Linked DNA regions of Homo sapiens: region 1 is linked to region 2. Evidence: chromatin contacts called from ENCODE Hi-C or POLR2A ChIA-PET data. All regions are on one chromosome and are shown on one strand. The core of a region is the stretch at or near the end of the contact, and the rest is flanking DNA. Distances in the headings are between cores, read along the strand shown. Region 1 holds the start of EXOSC6 (exosome component 6). Region 2 holds the start of DDX19A-DT (DDX19A divergent transcript).

What was found. Hi-C counts contacts between places; a loop is a spot of excess contacts on that map. ChIA-PET counts read pairs that join two places held with the same protein, here RNA polymerase II (POLR2A). Pooled maps may share reads with other maps.
Region 1: a map of B cell shows a loop between it and region 2 (14-fold over the local background). The contact joins the promoter of EXOSC6 here to the promoter of DDX19A-DT in region 2. A Hi-C loop is called at or near these places in 8 of 168 maps with a recorded cell type or tissue (B cell, CD4-positive, alpha-beta T cell, CD4-positive, alpha-beta memory T cell and 3 more), 15 of 37 single-sample maps with no recorded cell type and 19 of 50 pooled maps. POLR2A ChIA-PET finds 5 or more read pairs at or near these places in 19 of 52 experiments (A549, CD4-positive, alpha-beta T cell, CD4-positive, alpha-beta memory T cell and 13 more).

The regions. Positions count from the first base shown.
Region 1 is chr16:70,248,150-70,255,161 of GRCh38, forward strand. EXOSC6 (exosome component 6) reads right to left here and starts at 3,791. Exons shown (of 1, transcript NM_058219.3): 1 at 1-3,791. The coding sequence starts at 3,751. The coding sequence ends at 2,933. AARS1 (alanyl-tRNA synthetase 1) reads right to left here. Exons shown (of 21, transcript NM_001605.3): 17 at 6,472-6,585; 18 at 5,770-5,889; 19 at 5,565-5,651; 20 at 5,119-5,232; 21 at 4,149-4,757. The coding sequence ends at 4,572. RefSeq lists silencers at 2,998-3,317, 3,448-3,537 and enhancers at 3,918-3,967, 4,008-4,197, 4,832-5,332.
Region 2 is chr16:70,342,394-70,350,030 of GRCh38, forward strand. DDX19A-DT (DDX19A divergent transcript) reads right to left here and starts at 4,354. Exons shown (of 5, transcript NR_039997.1): 1 at 3,806-4,354. DDX19A (DEAD-box helicase 19A) reads left to right here and starts at 4,510. Exons shown (of 12, transcript NM_018332.5): 1 at 4,510-4,655. The coding sequence starts at 4,599. RefSeq lists enhancers at 3,510-4,128, 4,129-4,746, 4,265-4,754.

The DNA of each region.
Region 1 (7,012 bases), core at 2,541-5,040, 95 kb before region 2:
CATCTTAGGGGTAATTACAGAAATTTGAATATAGAACACATATGTAATAAAATTCATTTTCTTAGGTATGATTACAATATTCTTGTTATACAGAAGAAAAACCTTATTCTTGGGAGATGCAAACTAAAACATTATGGGTTGAACTGTCATCATGTGTATGGTTTTCAGATGCTCAACAAAAGTGTGTGAGAAAATAAAACTGGCAAAATATTAGTAACTGGTAAATCTAGGTGAAGCATATTATTATGAAATTATTATCGTATTTACAGGTATTTATTTTACTGGTGCATCTATCTTTCTATGAATGTGAGAATTTTCACAAGAGCTGGGAAAATGTTCATAATTATGCATGCAGAATAAGCCCAAGCTGGTGGCATTCTGTTCAGTTACAGGTAATTTTCTGAATCTTCCCTCAAATTTTTCTCAAACCTCTATAATCAAGGGGAAAAATGTTTTGTTTTGCTTTGCTTTTTTGAGATAGGGTTGCCTATAATGGAGTGCAGTAGCTTGACCATAGCTCACTGTAGCTTCAACCTCCCAGGCACAAGCGATCCTCCTGCCTCAGCCTTCAAGTAGCTGGGACTACAGGTGCATACCACCATGCCTGACTTATTTTTTTTCCTTTTTTTTTTTTTTTTTTTTTTTTGATAGAAACAGGGTTTCACCTTGTTGCCCAGGCTGGTCTCAAACTCCTGGACTCAGGCGATTCACCAGCCTCAGCCTCCCACAGTGCTGGGGTTACAGGAGTGAGCCACCATGCCCAGTTAAAAATACACTTTTTATTTAAAAAAAAAAGAGAACACTCCTTATATTTCCTTTATATTTTGTAAACTACATACCCAAAATAAAGCATATCAAAAACTGTAAAAAAAAAAAAAAAAAACCCTAATATCAGATATTCCAGACACAACAATACCATAATTTAATCACTTAAAATCTTACTCAAAACTAAATCAATGATCTTTTAGGCCAGGTGTGGTGGCTCATGATAGTAATCACAGTACTTTGGGAGGCCAAGGCAGGAGGATCACTTGAGGTCAGGAGTTCAAGACCAGCATGGCCAACACAATGAAAATCCATCTCTACTAAAAATACAAAAATTAGCCAGGCTAATGGCACACTCCTGTAATACCAGCTACTTAGGAGGCTGAGGCAGGAGAATCGCTTGAACCTGGGAGGCAGAGGTTGCAGTGAGCCGAGATCATGCCACTGCACTCCAGGCTGGACAACAGAGCAAGACTCCGCATCAAAAAAAAAAAAAAGATATTTTAATATATTCAGATACACAAATATGAAATAAAACTAAGTAGAGCTGGTATTCATTTACACATAATTATCTTATACCGTTTGGAATAAGAATTTGGGGCACGTTAGCAAACCAAAAGGCTCAGAAAGACGTCGTGATATTTAGTTCTTGTCTCCCTCTACAAATGTGAAGCACTCTTCTATCCGGCATTCCTAGTGGAGTTCCTATTTTCAAATTTGCAAATCATTCTGGTGCTAAGCAATCTCAAAAAAAACATTTACTAAAAACCAGAGGAAAAAAATCTTATAACTTTGGGAGGCTGAGGCAGATGGATCACTGAGATCAGGAGTTTGAGACCAGCTTGGCCAACATGATGAAACCCCATCTTCTCTAAAAATACAAAAAGTTAGCTGGGTGTGGTGGCAGGTGCCTGTAGTCCCAGCTATTCCAGAGGCTGAGGCAGGAGAATCACTTGAACCTCTGAGGCGGAGGTTGCAGTGAGCTGAGATCGCGCCATTGCACTCCAGCCTGGGCAACAGAGTGAGACTCTGTCTCAAAAAATAAATATAAAAAAATAAAAAGCTGCTATTCTCCATTAATACCTGCAGGCCCGACAAAGGCAGCCTAGGAATTCTAGATGAATGGAATGAATACAACTTGCTGGAAGTTCTTAGGAAACAAAATGACTATTCACAGAACCAAATAAAAGCCTTCCACTAGAAACTAAAAATAATAATAATAATAATAATGGTTTTATATATATGCATACACAAGCAAAGCCAGAAGAGAATAAATAGCAAATGAATGAAAACTAGAAGCAAAAACAAACAGGAAACCATCTCTACATTTTTTTTACTCAATCGACCCTGAATGCTACAGCATTATCCAGGGCCGCAGAAAACACACATAATACTTTATTCCTGATAAACAATTCGATGTCCTTAAGTCCGCCAATATCACCGTACATTCTGTGCAATCAAGAAATTTACTCAGCTGGGCACAGTGGCTCACACCTGTAATTCCAGCACTTTGGGAGGCCAAGGCGGGTGGATCACCTGAGGTCAGGCATTCGAGAACAGCCTGGCCCACATGGCGAAACCCCATCTCTACTAAAAATACAAAAATTAGCCCGGTATGGAGGCATGTGCCTGTAATCCCAGCTACTTGGGAGGCTGAGGCAGGAGAATGGATTGAACCCAGGAGGCAGAGGTTGCAGTGAGCCAAGATTGCACCATTGCACTCCAGCCTGGGCAACAGAACAAGACTCCATCAAAAAAAAAAAAAAAAAAAAAAGAAAGAAAGAAGAAAAGAAAATTAGCCAGGTGTGGTTGCATGCACCTGTAGTCCCAGCACTTTGGGAGGCCAAGGCAGGAGGATCAATCAAGGCTAGGAGTTTGAGACTGCAGAAAGAAACCCTGTCTCTAAAAAAAAGGTCCAGGTAATTTCAGGGTCCAGCTCCACCACAAGCGCAGCTCCAGGGGCTGTTGAGTTTTGCCTTTATCATTCCAAGTAGTCCCTGCTCCAGACCAAGTCCCACCATCTGGCAGTCAGGTCAGTCCAACCACAGTCATATCAGGGCCCTTCCAGGAATTCTCGACGCAAACTGGAGGCCGATGGCGCGGGTCTTTTCGTGGACGGCGGCAGCACGGTCCTCGGCTTGCGTCCGTAGTTGCTCAGGCTTCTGGTTCAGGGCTGGGCGGCGGCGCCCCTGCGGCGGGCGGCCCGCACCAGGCTCTGCTGCAGCACGGGGTAGAGGCGCTGGCAGCCCTCGAGGCCCAGGCGTACGGCCTCCGCCCAGCTCTCTGTCAGGCCGCCCTCGCCGCTGCCCAGCAGCCCGGCCACCTGATTCAGCACAGGCATGAGCGCCACGGTGAGGCCGGCGGCGGCGCGCTCTTCCTCGAGCCGCGTGGGGTCCAGGAGCCAGGTGGGCGCGGGCCCCGGCGCGAGGCTGAGGCCGCAGCCCACCACCAGGTCGTACATCTCCACGCCCGCGTCGGCCAGGGCGAGCGCGGCGGCGGTGAGCGCGGCGGCCAGGGCCGAGCCACCGTCCTCCAGCAGCAGCGCCGACACCTCGAGCTGCGCGCGCGGGTAGCGGCCCAGGCGCACAGCCGGCTCCAGCGCCTCCTGCAGCGCCAGCGCCAGCTCACGCTCCTCGCAGCCGCCCGGGGGAGCGCGGCGCCGGCGGCCCGCGAAGGGTGCGCGGCGGAAGTCGCAGAGCAGGCGACCGCGCAGCGCGGCCGGGGCCTCGCCGCCTGCTCCGGCCGGGCCGCCGCCGCGCTCGCCGCCCTCGGCCTGTCGCGGGCCCGACACGGCACACAGCACCTTGGTGCCTCCCGCCTCCAGGTAGGCCGAGCCCTTGGCCTGGCTCAGCAGCCCGGCGCGCGCGTACACGGGCCGTAGCCGCGTTGGGTCGCGGGTGCCGGGCGCCTCCTCCTCGTCGGCCGCGTACAGCTGCGGCGGCTGCGATTCTTCAGGGCCGCGGATGCGGCGGTGATCCCCAGGCATGGCGGTTCTTGGCGTGCGAACCCCTTCCGCCCAACGCCCTGCCGCATCCACTGGTTCTTCCGTTGTTTAAAGACGCGCGGCTGCGCATGGGCTGTCGAGAGAGCGGCGGGAGGCACTACAGCGCCCCTGGAGGCCCGGAGGGAGAACGGCCCGGTCCCAGTTGTGCAGGGTAGCCGGATCCATCCATCTTGCTGGAAGGGAGGGGGGAGAGCAGCTCCAAGAAAGGCTTCTCTGCTTCCAACTACCTCCACCCCTCATCTACTGAATTATGAACGCCTTGCTCCAAGTCACCCCACCTATTTGGCCTCCACCTCCACAGACGTTTGAGGCAGCCCTAGGGGCTGTTCCCAAAATTTTGGGTTCTGGGGCTGGACTAGGTGAACACCACAGCAGCCAGCAGGAGCCACAGCATTTATTCTACAGACGCCAAAGGCTGTCAAAAGAGCCAGCCCCTATTGGGAAGAGGGATAGAGATCATGCGGCATTAAGTATTGCACGTGGTCCTTTTATTCTCTGCAGCAAAAACGATTCCTACTTGCTGACGCGGAAAGCTCAGGTCTGGAGAGCCGTTATCTATAGATGCGAGCGTGACGATCAACAGCAATGCGGGGTTAGTGGTTCTAGACCGATGGCACTGACGTGGAGGGCTCAGGGCAGAAATTTAAGGGGCACTGAGACATAGGACTGCTCCCAAGTGTGTTCCAGTTACTGCTGGGTTAGGAGGGGCTCTTTAAAGGTCCCAAGATTCAAATGTTCTTGTAGCAGATGAAGAGCTCTTGGCTGGACGGATGGATCCAGTGGGAGCCTCCTCCTTCCCCACTCAGTTCTTTACATCCCCGAGGCGCAGCTGGGCGAAGGAAGTGGCCAGCTGCAGCGCCTCCTGCAGGCAGCCAACGTTCTTGCCTGTGGCCTGTGCAGACACATCCTTGCCACCACCTTTACCGTCCATCAAGCCTGACACCTGCTGCACCCACTCGCTGGCTTTTAAGCCCCGATTGGCTGCATTCTAGAAGACAGGAAGGGAAGGGGGAGTCAGCACAGAAGATGGGATTGAGGGAGGAATGCAGGGAAAGAAAGGATGGAGGAGCCATCACCCACTCCTTGCCCTGGGTGATACTGCTGGAGGCCGAGACAGACTTTACGGCTGGTACAGGGGGCGGCCATGGCCACTGCCAGGACAGGACAGAGTGGCAAAGCCAGGTATCAACCAGATGTCTTCACCAATAAGAAGGCCTGGGTAAGGGGTACTGGCAAAGGTAACCAACCGGTGGGCAGAAAGGCTGTTTCGAATGCAGGCTGTACACACACAGGCCTCAGCCAACAACCTTAAGACCTAACACTTCCCACTGGTGCGAGGTGGTGCTGACCTGGGGAACTTGACACAGGCACGTGATCTTGCCAGCCTCATTGTCCACCGTGAAGAGCATGGCAGAAGTCTGAGGGGAGTGCATCTTGAAGAGCTTCAAGGCTTCATTCAGGGCCTGTGGGGAGGACCTGGCTCAGGCCACGGTGCTGGAGCAGGGACCCTCACTAGTGTGAGCATTTGCAGCCCTCAGAAGGCCTGCCACCCACCCCTACCCCTTCCCAGAGCAGGGGCTGTGCCCAGGGCCTGTGGGGAGGACCCCAGCGCCGGGCCCTGCCCCTACCCTGGCCCAGGTATGCCTCCCACATGCAGGGAGCTGCTGCTCCTCCCAATCTCAATCCCAGACCGTGGGCCCTTAGGCAACCACTTCGCTCAGAGCCACAGAGGCCACATGTCAGCCACCAGAGAGCTGATGAGCCCTAGGGGAGGGGACCCTGGCCCCTGGGTTGCCTTGGCTGAGGCGCCGCTCTCCATCTCCAGGATGACAAGAGGCTGGTTGGGGTTGCTGTCGATGAACTGCTTCGTCTTCTCTAACACCTGCAAGAAAAAAGTCCAGAACAGCAGCTCAGACCAAAAGCCCAGGCCCCGAACCCCTGGCTGTTCTGCCAGCCTTTGCCTAGGAAACACTCTGGCCACTGGTGCTGCCAGGACTCACTCGTTTCTGGACATCGGCTTTGCTGGCTCGGTCCAAGTCATCCATGACCTTCTTTAGGGATTTGAGAGTCTCCCGCAATTCATCCTTCTGCCACTGGGGGATGACTGCAGTGGCCAGGGCCTGGAACCAATAGACGACCATCTCAATCTGGGCCACAACTTGCTGGGATGTCAGGGTCCAGCCCACCCCACCCGAACCCAAGTCCTCCCTGACTAGTGTCCTGGAAAGGAAAGCAAGGAAAGCTTTGAGACCAGTCCCTTTAGGAGCAGCTGTGGCAGGTGAAACAAGCAGGGCTAGAGAGAAAGGAGCAGCAGAAAGCTGGGCTCCCAAATCAGGCCCGGTCCTTACCAGGCTGGGAACAGCCTGTGATAAGCTTCCTGGCAGCTTGAAATGCAAATAAATACCAGGCAGGCTTGGAAGCAGGGGCCAGCCTTAGCCCATTCCCCAAATCCCTCCACCCCAGTGCCCATACATGCTTGGGAAGAGCTCTCCTGCTAGCAGCACTGGGAGCAGCAGGGAATGTCCAGGGTCCAAGGACAGGATCCATGGGGTCCCTGCTACAAGGCTACAGGACAACAGAAGTCAGCCCAAAGGCCCATTCCACCAAGAACCAGGGCCTGACTGACTACAGATGATTTCCTGAAGACGGGGCATGTTTCATGCACCAGGCCCTGAGGACGGAGGGAGGGAAGCCGCCCCTACCTCTCCAAGGTCAGCGATCTCCCTCTGCACATCCTTGTTTGGAGCAGTCTGAGCCTTCACTTTGGCTTCCATGACAGAGAGACATTTCTTCAAGCTCTCTGCTTTCCTGAGGGCCTGGGAGGGGACACCGGGTCAACCCCAAGCAGGAGGTCTGAGTCAGACTCACTATCCTGTGTCTGAGCAGCTGCGGAAGCCCCGGCGGTAGGCCTTGCAGCAACATACCCCAACACCCCAAAAGTGTCTGTGGGGAGTAGGTGCTGGCAGCCCCAGGCCCCAGCAAGGAGCACAGTGCTCACAGGCCCATTGGCAAAGGCTGCACCCAACTCAGACTCAGGGGTGATCAAGCTCGAGAATCAGGAGCCCCTTCCCCCAGGAAGTGGCCACCCCTGGGGCTTTAGCACAAGTCAGACACACCAGTTCCCATGAAAGAGCACCCATCCTCTACTGCACGGCCTCAGACTAAGCACGCCCCTAGGAGTACATGGATCAGCGCTGGGGGCCCCGATGCCACAGCGAATCTATGTCTTACCCTCCTCCACAT
Region 2 (7,637 bases), core at 3,104-5,603:
AACTTGTGAGCAGAAGCATCCCCCGCCCTTTGTGAGTAAAGTCCTCGTTCCGCCTCTGCTCTTCCATCACTGGGCTGCGAGTCCCGGGCTCTCAACGGAACTCTTTCCTCTTCACTCAGTCCTTCCCTTCCATCTCATTTTTCCTAATCCTTCCTGTTCCCAAGGTAACAATCACTTCTTCGGGAAGGGTTTTTTTTTTTTTTTTTTTTTGAGTCTGAGTCTCGCTGTCGCCCAGGCTAGAGTGTAGCAGCATGATCTCGACTCACTGCAACCTCCGCCTCCTGGGTTCAAACGATTCTCCTGCCTCAGCCTCCCGAGTAGCTGGGATTACAGGCGCCTGCCACCATACCCGGCTAATTTATGTATTTTTAGTAGAGACGGGGGTTTCACCATGTTGGCCAGGCTGGTCTCGAACTCCTGACCTCAGGTGATCCGCCCCCACCTTGGCCTCTCAAGGTGCTAGGATTACAGGTGTGAGCTACCATGCCAGGCATGTTCCTTCATCACAATCTCCCATAGTGCCCTGTACTTCCTGAATCAGCATTATCTTAGGCAACCTCTGAAGGTCTACATAGATTCTCTCATTCACTCCTTACAACAAAGGTGTTGATTCCTATTTTACAGATAAAGAAGCAGGCACAGAGAGGTCTAGTAATTTGGCCCAGTCTGGCTCCAGGGCCCACACTCTTAACCACAAGGGTGTATTTGCCTCATGCTGCTTTTGGGACTCTTGGTTAAACATATGTCCTCACTTCTATTTGAAGTCCAGTAAGGGTAGTGAGTATATCTAACTTAATCACCACTGAATTCCTAGCTGGCAGCAGGGGGGTACTGCAGAGAAAGCTGCCCTGTTAACGTGTGTTAAGAACCAGGTGTGGTGGCTCACACCTATAATCCCAGTGCTTTTGGGAGGCCAAGGCAGGAGGATCACTTGAGGCCAGGAGTTTGAAGTTACAGTAAGCTATGATCACATCATTGTACTCCAGCCTGGGTGACAGGGCAAGGCCCTGTCTCTGTAACAACAACAACAAAAAAAAAACAGAAGTGGGCCTGGCTCAGTGGCTCACACCTGTAATCCCAGCACTTTGGGAGGCCAAGGTGGGAGAATGGCTTGAGCCTGGGAATTTGAGGCTGCAGTGAGCTGTTTGTGCCACTGCACTCCAGCTTGAGTGACAGAGCAAGACCCTGTCTCCCCCAACAACAACAACAAAATCCTCACACCCTCCTTTTTAATGGTACAAATAAATTTATTACTACTTGTATTTTTTAAGTTGGATTTTTTTCATTACATGGCTTTGTCTATTACCTATAGTTTACATAGAGTACAACGCAAAGATAGTAGGTATAAAATTTCATGAGTTTTGATAATTGTATACACGTATAATCACTGCTTCAATCAAGATATAGAGCATTTTTGGCTGGTGTGGTGGCTCATGCCTGTAATCCCAGCACTTTGGGAGGCCGAGGCAGGCGGATCACTTGAGGTCAGGAGTTTGAGACCAATGTGGCCAATGTGGTGAAACCCTGTGTCTACTAAAAATGCAAAAAATTAGCCAGGCCTGGTAGCGGGCGCCTATAGTCCCAGCTACTCAGGAGGCTGAGACAGGAGAATCGCTTGAACTTGGGAGGTGGAGGCTGCAATGAGCTGAGATTGCGCCACTGCACTCCAGCCTTGGAAATAGAGCAAGACTCCGTCTCAAAAAAAAAAAAAAAAAAAAAGATACAGAGCATTTTCATCATCCCTGAAGTTCCCTTGTACCCCTTCCCAGTCAATCCTACTCACTCTATCTCATCCCCAGGCAACCACTGTTCTGATTTCTATCTCTATAGATTAGATATACCTGTTTTGGGCTTATATGAATGGAATCATGCAATATGTACTCTTTTTGCACCTGGGTTCTTTCATGCAATATAATGTCTATGAGATGTCAAATCTCTCCACTTGATCTTGGCCAAGAGAGCGAGACGCGATGAGATGTCAAATCTCTCATCCATGTTATTGCATGTATTTCATTCCTTTTTATTATTATTTTTTGAGACAGAGTCTTGCTCTGTCACCCAGGCTGGAGTGCAGTGGGGCAATCTTGGCTCCCGCAACCTCCGCCTACCGAGTTCAAGCGATTCTCCTGCCTCAGCCTCTCCCGAGTAGCTGGGATTACAGGCGCACCCCACCACACCTGGCTAATTTTTTTTTTTTTTTTTTTTGAGACCGGGTCTCCCTCTGTTGCCCAGGCTGGAGTGCAGTGGCGCGATCTCAGCTCACTGCAAGCTCTGCCTCCTGGGTTCACACCATTCTCCTGCCTCAGCCTCCCGAGTAGCTGGGACGATAGGCACCCGCCACCACGCCCAGCTAATTTTGTTTTTGTATTTTTAGTAGAGACAGGGTTTCACTGTGTTAGCCAGGCTGGTCTCGATCTCCTGACCTCAGGTGATCCACCTGCCTTGGCCTCCCAAAGTGCTGGGATTATAGGCATGAGCCACTGCGCCCGGCCCTAATTTTTGTATTTTTAGTAGAGGTGAGGTTTCGCCATGTTGGCCAGGCTGGTCTCGAACTCCTGACCTCAGGTGATCCACCAGCCTTGGCCTCCCAAAGTGCTAGGGTTATAGGCGTGAGCCACCGCCCCCGGCCCTTTTTTTGATTTTTAATCAACATTATTGAAAGGTATAATTTATATACCATGATATTTTAAATGCACAAGTTCTCACACAAAAATTAGCCAGGGGTGGTGGCGAAGTGCTATATTCCCAGCTGCTGGGGAGCTGAGGTGCGAGGATCACTTGAGTCTGGGAGATCAAGGCTGCAGTGAGCTGTGAACGTGCCACTGCATTCCAGCCTAGGTGACAGAGCAAGACCCTGTCACAAAAAACAAACAAAAACAGTTATTCTTCCTTGGGAACTGCTTATAAAAAAGAAAAAGCAGGTCAGCACTGTGGCTCACACCTGTAATCCCAGCACTTTGGGCGGCCCAGGCAGGCAGATCCTTGAGCTCAGGAGTTCAAGGCCAGCCTAGCCAACGTGGTGAAACTCCATCTCTACTAAAAATACAAACATTATCTGGGCGTGGTGGCGTGTGCCTGTAATCCCAGCTACTTGGGAGGCTGAGGCAGGAGAACCGCTTGAATCCAGGAAGCAGAGGTTGCAGTGAGCCAAGACCCGGCCACTGCACTCCAGCCTGGGTGATATCTGTAAATAATGGTTCCATGAGTTTAGAAATACAAAGTAGCATGACTTAACAAATTTACACATCTATGTAACCAGGTCCCAATCAAGATACAGAATAATTCTATCACCCAGGAAGTTCTCTTGTGTCTGGACCAAACATCCTTCTCCACAGGTAAGCTCTGTTAGTTTTTATCAGCATAGATTTTATTTGTCCTATTCTTGAATCTCATATAAATAGATTATACATTATGTATTTGGTGGTCCTTCAACATAATGGCCAGGTGTGGTGGCTCATGCCTGTAATCCCAACACTTTGAGAGGCCAAGGCAGGAGGATCTCTGGAGTTAGCAGGAGATCAAAAGCAGCCTGAGCAATATAATGAAGACTTCCGTCTCTGCAAAAAGTTTAAAAACTAGCCAGGAGTGGTGGTGCGGGCCTGTGGGCCCAGCTACCTGGGAGGCTGAGGTGGGAGGTCAAGGGTGCAGTGAGCCGAGATCACACCACTGCATTCCAGCCTGGGCGACACAATGAGACCCTGACTCAAAAAAGAAACGAAAAAACGCATTGTGTGTTGTGTTTATTGGATGGTGGAATTATGGGGTTTACGGGTCTTCTGTTGCGTTTTGGTTTTTGTTTTCTTACCTGTTATCGCGTTCCTAACAGTAGAAATTGGCATCATATAGTATTCTCATGGAACTTTCCTTTGTTCAAAGCCCTACAGTTCAGAGACTTACACATTTAATGTGAGATATGACAGGCTTAAAAAGAAACGTTGGGGGCCGGGCGCGGTGGCTCACGCCTGTAATCCCAACACTTTGGGAGGCTGAGGCGGGAGGATCACAAGGTCAGCAGTTCGAGATCAGCCTGGCCAACATGGTGAAACCCCATCTCTACTAAAAATACAAAAATTAGCCGGGCGTGGTGGCGGGCACCTGTAATCCCAGCTACTCGGGAGGCTGAGGTAGAATAGCTTGAACACGGAGGCGGAGGTTGCAGTGAGTCGAGATCCCGCCACGGCACTCCAGCCTGGGACAGAGCGAGACTCCGTCTCGAAAAAAAATAATAAAATAAATAATAAAATAAATAAAATAAAATAAACGTTGGCTTATTTCAGTGTGAAGTAAGGCAATAAACGGAGGGCTAACAGTTCCACTTCGTAGAGCTCAGACATTTTAAGAAGCGAGGAGGCCGCGTCCTGGAAGGGTGAGCAAAAAGCGCGAGGTTTGCGCACGAAGGGAAAGGCGAGGCCCGAGGAGAGACCTGGCGCCGCGCAGAATGATGATGTCGCACGCTGGGTGGGAACTGACGTCACCTGTGCTCACCGCCGCTTCCGGTCCGCGTGAGGTGCATTCTCGCGCCGGTGGCGAGGTTAGGGCCCGCGTTGCGACGTGGTGCAGCGCATATTTTCACAAGTGGGTCTCCCTTGTCCGGGACTATGGCCACCGACTCGTGGGCCCTGGCGGTGGACGAGCAGGAAGCGGCTGTCAAGTCGGTCAGTAGCTCAGCTCCTGGCGAGGAGGACGTAGCAGGGGCCCAAGCGAAACCTCCCAAAAGCACAGGGAGCTCCCCGGGTTGGGGAGGCCCCTGGGCAACGCGCTCCTGCAGTTTGCTAGGGCAGTCACTTGCCCTTGATTTGCTCTTAGAGCTAAAGAGACCAATGTCGAGCTTTTTATCTCCATCTGGGCTGGTTAAGGACTTCATCCTTTGGTAAATCCGCCCCACTATGCATGCTGTCATTCCTCTATTGACCTCCTCGGTGACGATTATAAGGAAAGCCAAGTTTAGATTCTGATTCTCTTTTTCATTACGCGACTGTTCTTCGCATGTTTCTGTACTACTCTGTATTTAACATTTCTTAGATCCATGCTTAACGTGGTTGGTAGTTTGTAGCTCTTTGCAGAATAACAGATTGACTTTTGGATTTAATACCTCAATCTACTGCAGATGTTGGAAGGAGGCACTACAAATTGTTTCATTGATGTGTAAAGTAACGGTTTCATGTACTTGTTCTTTCAGTAATGAATATTCATTCAACTGGAATGTAATTACAGCATACACTGTGGCTTTCTGTTCTTATATCTAAGACCTAAACTTTAGGTTTGTTTAGTGATAATGGACTGTCTTTTTTTTTGTTGTAGTTGTTTCTCTTTTGAGGCAGAGTTTTGCTCTTGTTGCCCAGGCTGGAGTGCAATGGCGCCATCTCGGCTCACCGCAACCTCCGCCTCCCGGGTTCAAGCGATTCTCCTGCCTCAGTCTCCCGAGTAGCTGGGATTACAGGCATGCGCCACCACGCCCGGCTAATTTTGTATTTTTTGTAGAGACGGGGTTTCTCCATGTTGGTCAGGCTGGTCTCGAACTCCCGACCTCAAGTGATCCGCCCACCTCGGCCTCCCAAAGTGCTGGGATTACAGCCGTGAGTCACCGCGCCCAGCCGGTATGGGGATTTTTGAGAGGGCTATTGACAGAATTAGACAAGGCTGGCAAGGATTTATTGAACTACAGAGAACAGAATATGTTAGAAGTGATGGCTAATAGAAATATCAGTGTAGAAGTTATTCTGATAGCCCCGAGATAGAGGGCCTATGTTGGGCAGTGGAAGTGAAAATTAAGGGATGGGTATAAGATATGAAGGTAGAATGGGTAGGACTTGCTAACATAATAAAGGAGAGAAGGGAGATAAAGCCAAAGGTTTCTGTTTTCAACCTGGATCCTATTGGTACTACTAACGTCCCAATAACAGGAATAGGAAAGTGGGAGGAAGGGCAGATTTGATAGAATGGTGAAGGCAGCCGGGCATGATGGCACCCACCTGTGATCCCAGCACTTTGGGAGGCCGAGGCGGGCAGATCACTCGAGGTCAAGAGTTTGATACCAGCCTGGCCAACATAGTGAAACCCTGTCTCTACTAAAAATACAAAAGTTAGCCAGGCGTGGTAGTCGTCCCCTGTTAATACCAGCTACTCAGGAGGCTGAGGCATGAGAATTGCTTGAACCTGGGAGGTGGAGGTTGCAGTGAGCCAAAATTACGCCACTGCACTCCAGCCTGGGCTACTGAGTGAGACTCTGTCTCAAAAAAAAAAAAAAAAAAAAAAAGAGGTGAAGGCTGGGCACAGTGGCTCACACCTGTAATCCTAGCACTTTGGGAAACTGAGACAGGCAGATCAGTTGAACCCAGGAGTTCAAGACCAGTGTGGGCAACATGGCGAAACCCCATTTCTACAAAAATACAAAAAAAATTAGCTGGGCGGGGTGGTGGTACACTCCTGTAGTCCCAGTTACTCAGGATGCTGAGGTGGGAGGATCACCTGAGCCTAGGGAGGTTGAGGCTGCAGTGAGCTGTGATCACACCACTGCACTCCAGCATGGGTGACGGTGAGACCCTGTTTCAAAAAAAGAAAAAAGGGAATGGTGAGTTCAGGTTTGGCTGTTCTGAATTTAAAATAAGGAAACATCTTGGTAAGTACCTGTTGTGGGAGTCCCCAAGAGATGCCAGGTTTGACGATTTGTTAGGAGAACTCACAGGCTCAGTATGTAGTTGTACTCACAACTATGATTTATTATAGTGAAAAGATACAAAGCAAAATTAGTGGAGGAAAAAGGCTCATGGGCTAAGTCCAGAGGAAACCAGGCAAACTTCCAAGTTATCTCCCAATGGAGTCCACAGAGTGTGCTTCATTCTTCCGGTAGCAAATTGTAACAGCACATATGAAGTGGTGTCAGGGAAGCTTGTTAGAGACTCTACTTGAGGCTTTTATTGGGGGGCTGTCATATAGTCACCCTGTGCCTAGCATGTACCAGAATTCCAGACTTCCAGAAGGAATGCAGGTGGTTAGCATAAATTACATGCAACTGTTTTTAAAAAGAGTTGAGGCAGACTGACCCCCTCTTATCAGTTCTAGGAATGATGGGAACCTTCCCAAAGTCCAAGTTCGCAGGTGACAGCCAAGGGCCAGCCTTGCAAATAGGCTTTCCTAAGGAGAGCGGTCAGGCCTGCTGTGTTCTCTTCTGCCCGGTAGCCATCAGACATTTGGAAATACAGCACTGGAGTTCAGGAGAAGGAGCAGGTCAGAGGTATAAAACTGGCAGTTTCCACAAAGAAATTACAAAGCATTATCAAGGGCATGGTCCTTGCACTCTGGAGTTTAAAATCTAGCGTTTAGCATCAGATCTTCTCTGAAAGAGTTACTGAGAATTGGTTTCAAACCTTGTGAAATCTGTGATCCTAACCTAGCTGTGACATGAATATCACAAATATAGGCCTAAACATACTTGGTATCTGGTTCTAAGCATCCAGCTTATCAGAAGGCTGGTATAAATAAAGGCTTCCTAATAGTTGGAGAAGACCTTTTTTTTCACCATGTAGACTTGTGTACCTTCACTTAATAAATGATTCATGGTCTTAGGTTATCATGTGGTTCTGCTCTCTAGTGTAGAGATAACCAATGAAAGTGACAGAAGGCTGGGTGCAGTGACT